Regions from separate parts of the Homo sapiens genome. Here region 1 is linked to region 2. The links are chromatin loops, found by intact Hi-C in ENCODE. Cell type or tissue: IMR-90. All regions are shown on one strand. Links, peaks and the distances in the headings refer to the core of each region. The heading gives the core; the rest is flanking DNA. Region 1 has its middle 56 kb from the start of LINC01708. Region 2 overlaps PALMD (palmdelphin).

Region 1 (5,388 bases), core at 206-5,205, 140 kb before region 2:
CTAAGATGTGATACTATCATAGTAACATCAACAACAGGCCCAAGGTATTCATTAGCTGGACCCAAATGTCAGTGTCTCCCCAGAGTTGTGCGATTTCTGAAATCTCTGCTTATCTCTCAGCACCCCACATCCTTTCTCTGCTATATCTCCTGAAATCTCATTATGTGAATACACACCTTTATGCATCAAAGACCCAATGTGAATTTTTATGTAGATTTTGGAGCCACTTCTCTGTAACTCTCTCCTAATACCCTACCCCTCAAATCCCAGTCACCATTGTAACTCCTAAAACCAGTCTCTGTTTTCCCTGAGAGCAAGAATTTTGCTTTCTGCTAGGGCTGTATGCTCCCATACAGTGGTTTGAAAATTGCTTTTTGGGGGAAATCCAGAGTGAAGGCAGGGTGTAGGTCATGTGTTTTCCTTATCTCAGGGATATCAGCCTTGCATTAGTTGCTGCTCACTTTCTGCAAACACTCGTTTAAATTTTTTCCATATTTTATATATGTTTTGGTGGGTGGACAAGTCTAACATAAGCTACTTAATCATGGCCAAATCTTAAAGTGAGGCATAAAGTGTTTTTATTGTATTTATTTATTTATTTTTTAGAGACAGGGTCTCACTCTGTCACCCAGGCTGGAATGCAGTGGCATATCATAGCACACTGCAGCCTTAAACTCCTGGGTTCAAGTGATTCTCCTGCTTCGGCCTCCTGAATAACTGGGACTACAGGCAGGCACCACCATGCCTAGCAAATTTTTTAACTTTTTGTGGAGACGAGGTCTCCATATGTTGCCCAGGCTTGTCTCGAACTCCTGGCCTCAAGTGATCCTCCTGCCTAAGCCTCCCAAAGTGCTGGGATTATAGGCATGAGCTACCACACTAGCCCATAAAGTTCTTAAGCACAGAATTAATCCTCATGATCCATTTATTTGCTCTTTTATATCCTCGCTCCTCTCTTTCCATACCTTACTAACTGTAACATAATAAAAGCATGTTTCTAACAGATAATTTCCACAAATAACTATAATCCTGCTATTTAAAAACTCAACATACTATCATCCTAGAGAAGAAAATCTATAACATAGTGACAGTAGGAATGCCAACTAATAACAAATTGGTGTTTAGACTTCTTACCTTCTGTAAGGCTCATGAAAGAAATATGTATTCATAATTGTCCAATTTCTTAAACGCAACCTTATGGAAAGACAGAATCAGGGTAAAGACAAACACTAAGAACAACGCACAGTGGAGACATAAACAGAGTTCTTAGATTAAGATACAGGTAGGGGCTAGCAGAATTCACACTGTTTCCCAGATTCCCTATCCCGTGAAGGGACACTTTGTCCAAGTACAGCCAGACATACTTCAGTTTTGTTTGAGGAAAGAAACTCTGATTTGTCTCCTAATATTTACAGAGGGGTTGGGAATAAGGAGGAAACATCCACAATGAGTAGAAAGAGTCTTGATCTTTGCAATTGGAGTGTCATTGACATCTACTCTCAGATACCAATTGCTCAATAAGTTTGAATAGCCAGCTGTTTTCAACTAAAGACCATGATGCTCTCCTGGATGAGCCAATGAGTCTATATGATGAAGAAAACCATGTTGTCTCTTTGCAGACAGTAAGTAACTACCTATAGGTTATTATTTCAAGCTTATCATGAAGGGTTTTTTTTGTTTGTTTTTTTGTTTTTTGTTTTTTTTTCTGAGATGGAGTCTCGCTCTGTTGCCAGGCTGGAGTGCAGTGGTGTGATCTTGGCTCACTGCAATCTCTGCCTCCTGGGTTCAAGTGATTCTCCTGCCTCAGCCTCCCAAGTAGCTGGGATTACATGCACATGCCATCATACCCAGCTAATTTCTGTATTTTTAGTAAAGAGGGCATTTCACCGTGTTGGCCAGGCTGCTCTCTATCTCCTGACCTCATGATCTGCCCGCCTCGGCCTCCCAAAGTGCTAGGATTACAGGTGTGAGCCCCCACGCCTGGCTCATAAAGGGTTTTTTCTAGCAGGGCCTTTGTTTATGGTTAAAATACAAATACAGTACATCTAGGAGAGGTATCACAGATTAGTCAGTTACATTTCAGAATGATGTTTTTAAAGACTCCTTTTCTGATAACTTATTTTGATAGTTAAGAGAGAGTAGAATCAAAAGCTGTGGGTTGTGAAAGGTAAATAGGAAAAGGAGCAAAAAGAAAGAAGAAAGAAGTTTGGAGGCTTGAGGAAACAGCTTCAGATTTAGCAATTTGGGCTCCTGCTTATAAATCTTCATGTCCGTATTGATATGTTACTAACAGCATATTGGTACATTAGTATAAGTGGTATTATACATCTCACTTAAAACAGTGGTCTTCAATCTTCAGCTACACAGAATCACCTACAGAGGTTTTATAGCTCCAGATGTCCTAGGTACACCCCAAACCAATTACATTAGAGACCCTAGAGATGGGGCCCAGGCAGTAGTGGTTGTTAAATCTCCACAGGTGATTCAAATATGTAGCCAAGCTTGCGAATCACTGACATGTTCTCTTGGCTTCTGCTCTCTTTCATAACAATAAAGCATCAGCTAGACAATCCCTGAGCATTCTTTCCAGTCCAAGTTCTTCAATTCTGTGATAATGCATGAAAAATTTCCCTTTTCTTTCACTGCTCGCAAAACTGAAGCAAATCCACTGAGTTATTTTCTGCTTTGGCTTTGTGACTTAGGTAAATACAAATGTTCTCCAAAGTTTATATTGTTTCATAAGATGTTTTCCATCCCTGCTCACCTAGACATTCATCAGAGGGAAGGGGGAAACAGCTATTAGCTGTCCAAAGAAAAGCATAAGTCTAACACGAAACATATTATAAAAACAAACACTTTACAAGTGGGATGAGCCCTTTTTGTAAACACAGGAAACACCTGCTTATTGATGCTTTGCTATTGTGGAAGTTTTGTGTAAGTGTTTTCATAATTACAGATTCATATTCCATATATGTTAAGCAAAACTGTTTGCATGACTCATTTGGAAAAGACTTTGAAGTCTCTTGCTTAAGACCTAACAGTGCTCTCTTCTCTTCCTTTCTCTCTCCCCTAGAAGAGATGCCTAATGAGAAACGCCAAGATTGGCCACATGAGCTTTCACAGAGAGGCTCTGGGAAGGAGAAAGCCTGGAAGTCAGGCCCATCTGCACAGCACACTCACCTGCTGTGAGTCATTCAGTCCATGTCAGGCATTTTTTTCCCACAGCTCTTCCTACCTCACAGATGTGATATTAAAGAGCTATATAATGTGTAAGACACTCCAAGGTACTGTGAAGCAAGAAATGAAATAAATATAGGATCTTTACCTTGCCAAAAAGCAACATCTCAGAATTTGCCAAGCCACCTGCTAAGGTCAAGTCATTTGTCATCTGAAGCAAACTGCCTCTATTAAAGACAAATGGCATAATATCCACAGCCCCCTCCCCAGGAAACCTTCAATATGGTTCACTTATATTCTCCTTAAACATAGCTGCATATTCAGACCTTCTCAACCTTGAGCATATCTTTGTTCCACCAGCAAGATCCTCTGCCTTTTTTTCTGCCCTGTCTCCACTTTTCCCTCTACCCCCACTCCTCACTATGGAAATACAATACATCATTCAAGTTCCCGTTTAATTAATAGCAGCTACTTTATTGAGCACGTTCCAGGAACTTAGCTGAATGCTTTTCATGCATTTGTTTACCTAATTCTTCCAACATATCTACAAAATAAGTTTTATTAAGCCAGTTGACTCAAAGACAATCAAAACTCAAAGAGGGAAAATAACTTGCTCAAGATCACAAAACCAAGATTCAAACCCAGGCGTATCTTGCTCCAAAGCTGATTCTATTACCCACTACATTGCACTGTCACTCTTTCCATAGAAGGGTGAAAACTTTCTTGATGACTCTACCATGCAGCAATTTCTCCCCAGTTGAAATCAAGCTCCCCTCCAGTATATGTTTTTACATGTTGCGTAGTCTTGGTCACTATTTTATATTGCTATTTAATTTAAAATGAATGTTTTGTTTCTTTCCCTAAGTATATTACAAGCCTATTAAAGCCACAGAACTATTCAAAGTGCCTAACACAATGCACTTACATTCTGTAGGCACATACAAAAACTGGTCTTATTTTCAGTTGTGGTATATGCTTTTGTTACCCTTTTATCACCTAGCACATTGCTATGTACAGTAGTCTAACCAAGACAATAAATCCTTCCCATTTGTGTAGAGCACAGATGGAGGAATTAAATAACAAGACATGAGGTGAAGAAGACTAGTAAAGGTGTAATTGAAGATGAACCTATCTATCTACTTTTGGGTCATCTTGGGTTATGATTTTAATGTTGATAGCTATCAGAACTTAAGAAGCATTTCTTTTTTATAATGCACAGAATACCAAAATACTGATATTAGACAGTATTCCATATTTGCATAAATTATAATTTCTAATCAGTTATTAATATTTACTAGTGTCTGTGCAGAATGTTTATCAATATGTCATAGCACAAAAGTAGAAACAAGCACAAAATAAATTAACACAGTATTTTACATTTTAAGAATAATCAGCCAGGTGCGGTGGCTCATGCCTATAATCCTAACATTTTGGGAGGCCGAGGCAGGCAAATCACTTGAGGTCAGGAGTTCAAGATCAGCCTGGCCAACATGAGAAACCTCTGTCTCTATTAAAAATACGAAAATTAGCTGGACATGGTGGCACACACCTGTAATCCCAGCTACTCAGGAGGCTGAGGCAGGAGAATCACTTGAACCCAGGAGGCAGAGGTTGCAGTGAGCCGAGATTGTGCCAATGCACTCCAGCCTGGGCAATAAAGCAAGACTCCATCTCAAAAAATACAATTTTTTAAAAAAAAAAGAATAATGAACACAAGATCTTTCTATGCAAAGCGATTTGGTAAATTAAGAAAAATATTTAGAAAAGTCAGAAAGAAAAACACTCTAGCCAGGCAAACTTAGAAAACTAAGGGAAAACTTTTAGAGCTTGATTAAGTAGATAATTACTTAAGATGAAAGAGTAAATTATATAAAAGAGAACTTATTGGTGAATAAAAATAAATCTGATTCTAAGAGATAAGAATAACTGGCATGCAGGAGATACTGACTCACAAAGCTTCCTGTACCAACCAGAGTATCATTTTTTCAAATAGGAGAGGAGTGAATGTTATGCACTGTGGCTTAATAGTGTGCATGAAATTACTCTGATGCTCATTTTTCTGATTCCAAGACTCTTGACTAAGAATGTTCAAGCTCTTATTTGAGACCATAAAATAGAATATGAAAATAAATAACTTGAAATAGAGAGGCAGGCATCTCAGCGAGTAGCCCATATGCACTCACCCCTAAACCAGTCCCGAGTACCTCCTCA
Region 2 (5,388 bases), core at 228-5,227:
AGTCTTGTATATCCAACTGTCTTCTCCATATCACACTTGATTGTCTCAAATTTAACACATCCCCCACAAATCCCCTTTCTTCTCTCTCCCAGATTTCTTCAGCCAATTGTATTGCATGTTTCCAATTATTCAGGTCACAAACAGTGGAATCACCTTGACATCTCCCTTTCTCTTATCCCCTGCATGTAATCATCAACAAATTCTGACAGCTCTTTCTGTCAAATATTTCTAGAATCCAACCACTTCTCACCCTTCTACTGGCAACCAACCTGGATTACACCATCTTCATCTAGATTTTTAGCACAATTGACCTCCATGTTTGCCCCATCCAGTCTATTTTCCACACAGCAGCCAGTGTAACTGTTTACATTTCAAGTCATAGCATGTTTCCTCTCTGTTCAAAATTCCAGTGGCTTCCCCAAAGCCCTTCCATGCACAAGGCCCTGCCTATCTGGTCATCTGCCTCCTCTCTGACTTCATTTCACCTTTCTACTCTCTTGGCTCTTCCTTCGCTCTCTATAGTTACTCTTCCATCTCTCTGGAGCACACTCCCTTTGAAACCCTCATGTTTCCCGCTCTCACTTCCTTCATGTCTCTGCTCAAATGACACTTTATCAGAGAAACTTCCCTCACCACACTGTGTGAAATAGTGCCCCCTCCTCAGGCTTTCTCTATATTCTTTATCTTGCTGTTTACAGCCCCTATCCTGCTTTTCTCATCAAAAATATTTTTTCTTCATAAATAAATGTGTTTATGTGTATATATATGTATGTACATACATCTGCAATATATACATATTTGTATTACACATTTATTAATGCAGGGATTGACAAACTATGGCCCAGGACCAAATCTAGCCCTGGCCTGATTTTGTACAGACACAAGCTAAAAATGGTTTTTATATTATTAAAAGGCTGTAAAAGAAAAAGGGGAAAAAAGATGAATAAGAAACAGAAAGCATATGTGGACTGCAAAACCTAAAATATTTGGCATCCGGCCCCTTATAGAAAAAGGTTGCCAGCCCCTGTATTGTCTCCCACTAGAACATAAACTCCTTGAGCTCAGGGACTTTGTTTTGGTCACTGTAAGATCCCCAGCACATAGAAGAGTGCCTGGTTCAAAGTAGATGCTAAGTAAATATTTTTAAAAGAATGAATGAATAAAGACAATGAGTTTTATTGTTTGTTTGTTTGTTTGTTAGCCCAGATCTCACTCTGTTGCCCAGGCTGGAGTGCAATGGTATGATCATGGCTCACTGCAAGCTCGACCACTCGGGCTCAAACAATCCTCCCACCTCAGCCTCCCATGTAGCTGAGACCACAGGTGTATGCTCAGCTAATTTTTTTTAATATTTGTAGAGACTGAGGTCTCACTATGTTGTCCAGGCTCATCTCTAACTCCTAGGCTCAAGCAATCTTCCTGCCTCAGCTTCCCAAAGTGCTGGATTATAGGCATGAGCCACTTCTCTCAGCCCAACACTGAGTCTTAGTGAGGTCAGGTGACTTGTCTAAGGTCACACAGGAAGCTGGCAGATGAACCAGGTTTCAAACCCAGGTCCACCTGATTCCACAGCTAGGCCCTGATGTGCAAGAGCTGCTTGAAGCAATGATTTGAACCTTCTTGTTTTCTACCAAAAGGCTTTCCTTTGTAGACTGTCTCTAACAGGCAAATTAGGTAAGCACCCTGTGGGACAGGGGATGAAAAAAGAAAGACATACAGTATGTTGCAGAAAACTTTTAAAAATTATATCATAACATATTTACATCTGATATCAACCATATTCAATGTACTTTCATATACATCATCTCTTAGTGTCACCACATATCTGTCTGTATATGGTAATGAGCGTAATCTGTAATTATGCTCATTACACACATTACAAAACAGAGTTTCAGAGAGGTTAGGGGAACTGGCTTTCACAAGAAATGAGTAGCAGAGACAGAATTGAATCCAGATTTATCACTTTTAGTGCAGAGCTTTCCCCTTTACCAAATTGGACCAACATATATCCCCACAGCTCTGCTGAAGGGTAAAAGTGCTGCCATGGATGTGGAGGAATTTTAATAAAATGGCAGTCACAGTTCAGTCACTTCTAAGAAACCAGGGGCTACTCCATTTCACTTAGAGGTCTGTGGCATACAAGAAAACCTCCTCAGTTATAAACGGCAATCTACCAATGGCCAGAGGCAGCAGCAAAGTAAGAACTTTGAAACTGAAGCAATGAGCAAGAGAGCTGTCAAGCTGACCACATCTTGGGCTTTTACTGGTGTGACAATAGTGCAGCATTTTTGAGCTGCCAGGCCCATGACCATCTTCAAGAAGGAAGCCAAGAAAACTGACAGTTCTCTTAGCTGACACGAATATCCACAGCTGTCACCTCCTGGACCAGCTGCTGAATCTAATCAGCCATCCTCTGAGGCAGCTGACTTTAGAGCCTTAGTGTATTTGGCTGAGAAACCATGTGTGTTACGTGGCTGCCAAGGGCCAGCCTTCTGCGTGATTGCCAGTGTCTCTATGTTTTTATAGAGGAGAGGTCACGATGCTGCCCCCTGGAGTTCATTTGAATCTGACACGCAGCTGTACACTGGCCAAGATACCAGCTCAGAATGCTTGCAACAGTCTAGTTTCAAATGTCTGTCTCTTTGTTGCTGTAAGTTCCTTATGCTGTGTCAGGCCATGTGTGCCCTACCCCCCGCCCAGAAAATGTAGCCTCTATAAACAGCAGCAGTTGAAGCTACTGTACTATATTTGGTCCATTTCTGCATCTCTTCACCCTCCTCACTATAATATGGCCCAACTCTTAGGAAACTGAAATTAAATCAAAGTGTCATTTTCAATGGTAGAATATGCAAGAATTTTAAGTACTAAATGACTATGATTATTAAATCAGTTTAATAATTATAATGTTTTCTTCAAATAATTTATATGATGACTTGGATATGAAAACCTGATGAACTACATAATAACTACAAATGTACCATTCCTTTCGGTACAACTTTAAACTTATGTCTCTGTATTTTAAAAATCTCTTTTATTTGGAAATAACATTAGTAATTGCAATGAAGAACATGGAGCAAAGGTCAAATGCTTTACCTAATATATTCCTTTGTCAAAAAAAGAAAACTTGAAAATCGTTCAAAGTCGGGCATTAGGTATCTTCCATATATTAAGTATCATGCTTAGTGTGATGCTAAGTGTGACATTATATTCTTAGAAAGTGTCTGGCTACTTACATGCATATTCCAAGGAAACTTTATATATGGGGAAGACATATTTGAGAACTCCGCATTTGTACTGTGTTAAGCAATAAAAAGTATACCTTTTTGTTGTCAGGCTTGAGAAAGAGATCCAAGATCTTGAAAAAGCTGAACTGCAAATCTCAACGAAGGAAGAGGCCATTTTAAAGAAACTAAAGTCAATTGAGCGGACAACAGAAGACATTATAAGAGTGAGCATTAACCAATTTTAAAACTGTAATTCTCTCTCAAAATGAATCCACAAATACTATATAATTTTTCAAAGCATATCCACATTTAGATTCTATTTTTTAAACTGTATTAATCATGGAGAATTCTTTTTTCTTACAGTCTGTGAAAGTGGAAAGAGAAGAAAGAGCAGAAGGTATGTTTTTGAATAACTTATTTTATGTTAAACTAAGTTTTTTTGGTAATTTGAAATTGTTCCCATTGTAAATATATTCTAAATGTATTTTGAATTCATATTAATTTTACAGAGTCAATTGAGGACATCTATGCTAATATCCCTGACCTTCCAAAGTCCTACATACCTTCTAGGTTAAGGAAGGAGATAAATGAAGAAAAAGAAGATGATGAACAAAATAGGAAAGGTATATGAGAAATCTGTGTTGAAGGGCATGTTCTTAATTTCAGATTTTACAGTGTCAAATATTCACAACTTGCTATGACATATTATTCTTCCAGGTTAAGCAATGGTTCACTTTACAAAGTTCTGTGAGTTATGTGAGTCACCGCATAGGTGAGGATAATGAGGGTATAATAATAGCATTTATTCCATGCATTTTATTCCCTAACAAACCAGACAGGGATAAGGAAGATAGAGACCCAAAGGAGACAAGAAGCTCTTAAAAGCATAGATTCCCTGGTCAAAAATATTTCTCCTGACATATTCCATCCAATAGAACCTCTTTGGGGGTTACAAAGATCTTTTTTGAAAATGAAAATATTCCTTTGGGAAGCTTAGGCCTTATTTACCTCCATGGGAAATTGAGTTACATAAAACTGATGCTTCAAAGCTTCTAGAAAAATGAAGGTTTGCATTAGAGCAGAGAGGAAAACTTTGAATTTTACAGTGGAAGGAAAAGCTACTCTTTATTTGCAGATGGTAGTCATTTATTCATTCAACAAATATTTAGAGAATAGATACTGTGTGCCAGGTTCAGTTAGGCACATAGTAGGTATTCACTAAATATATCATGGTAGGGAGTGCAATACAGAGAATAAAGCAGAGAAGCTGGACAGGGAGAGTGCAGATGAGGGGTGTTGCAGTTTTTCTTGGGTAGTCAAGGAAGGCCAAGAACCACCAGGCTATAGAGGAGGTAAGAAATACAAAATGGGTTCAGAAAGAAAGGTGGGAGGACACAACAAAAGCAAGCTGTAATTTTGCACAGAATTCTATTCGCTTTACCTTTCCTATTGAAATTCCAGCCATAGGGATCTTACTTAGGTCATGAAGCAAATCTCAGCTTCCCCAGTTCTCTCCAGTCCATTTGTCTCAGTGCAGCTGATATTGCTGTACTTTTTAGCCCTTCCTCTACTTGAAAATGGGAGTGAAAATGAAAAGAAACATAAGGCAGAAAGAGAAGTGTGTGATTGTAGCCTTCTCCCTCCCGTTTCCATCCCAGTTCTACATTTAAACAGCCTCTCCACTGTGAAAACTTTAGAACACACCTCTATAATTTCACCAGGCTGCTGGCCTGTACAACAAGGATGTAACTTTATAAAATATACTGTACTAGGCACTTTGCCCACTGTGATGCACAGTCCAACATATTCTTCTTGACTAAAGAAGAGATTGATTCTGCCCATTGAGAAATGCAAAAGAAAGTATATCCATCTTGCTGAATTTATTAATAGGAAAGAGGATATCTTTTTCGGTTCCCCATTGAAATTCTTTCCTATTTGGAACCATCAGCTTATCTTCTCTAATCAACTTCTCTTCTTCAACCCTTTCCATTTTTCAGTACAATTCCCTACACCATTACATAAAAACCCGTGTTATTCCAGTTGGTCATGATATCATTAATGAGTAAAATCAGAAATTTAAAAAATAGACAACATCTCACATACAAGAACATGAAGGGTCTACTTAATATAAAAATAAACACAGTGAAAGCAGGTTAGTTTACAA

What was found. Hi-C counts contacts between places; a loop is a spot of excess contacts. Peaks named below come from ENCODE experiments on the same cell type or tissue, not always from the same donor. Only the 100,000 strongest peaks of a DNase experiment are listed, where the experiment ranks them.
Region 1: a loop joins it to region 2, with 2.0 times the contacts of the local background. A loop is called at or near these places in 10 of 110 quality-filtered maps.

Annotation. Positions count from the first base shown.
Region 1 is chr1:99,541,458-99,546,845 of GRCh38, forward strand. No RefSeq gene overlaps it. Among named protein-coding and RNA genes, the nearest start is that of LINC01708, 56 kb to the left of the region's middle. In IMR-90, for the core only: no CTCF peak of the experiment used is centred there; a DNase peak (open chromatin) is centred at 3,044.
Region 2 is chr1:99,683,343-99,688,730 of GRCh38, forward strand. PALMD (palmdelphin) reads left to right here. Exons shown (of 8, transcript NM_017734.5): 4 at 3,334-3,448; 5 at 3,588-3,621; 6 at 3,734-3,847. Among named protein-coding and RNA genes, the nearest start is that of PALMD, 40 kb to the left of the region's middle. In IMR-90, for the core only: a CTCF peak has its summit at 2,549 (motif pointing left); a DNase peak (open chromatin) is centred at 2,479; H3K27ac peaks cover 1,037 bases.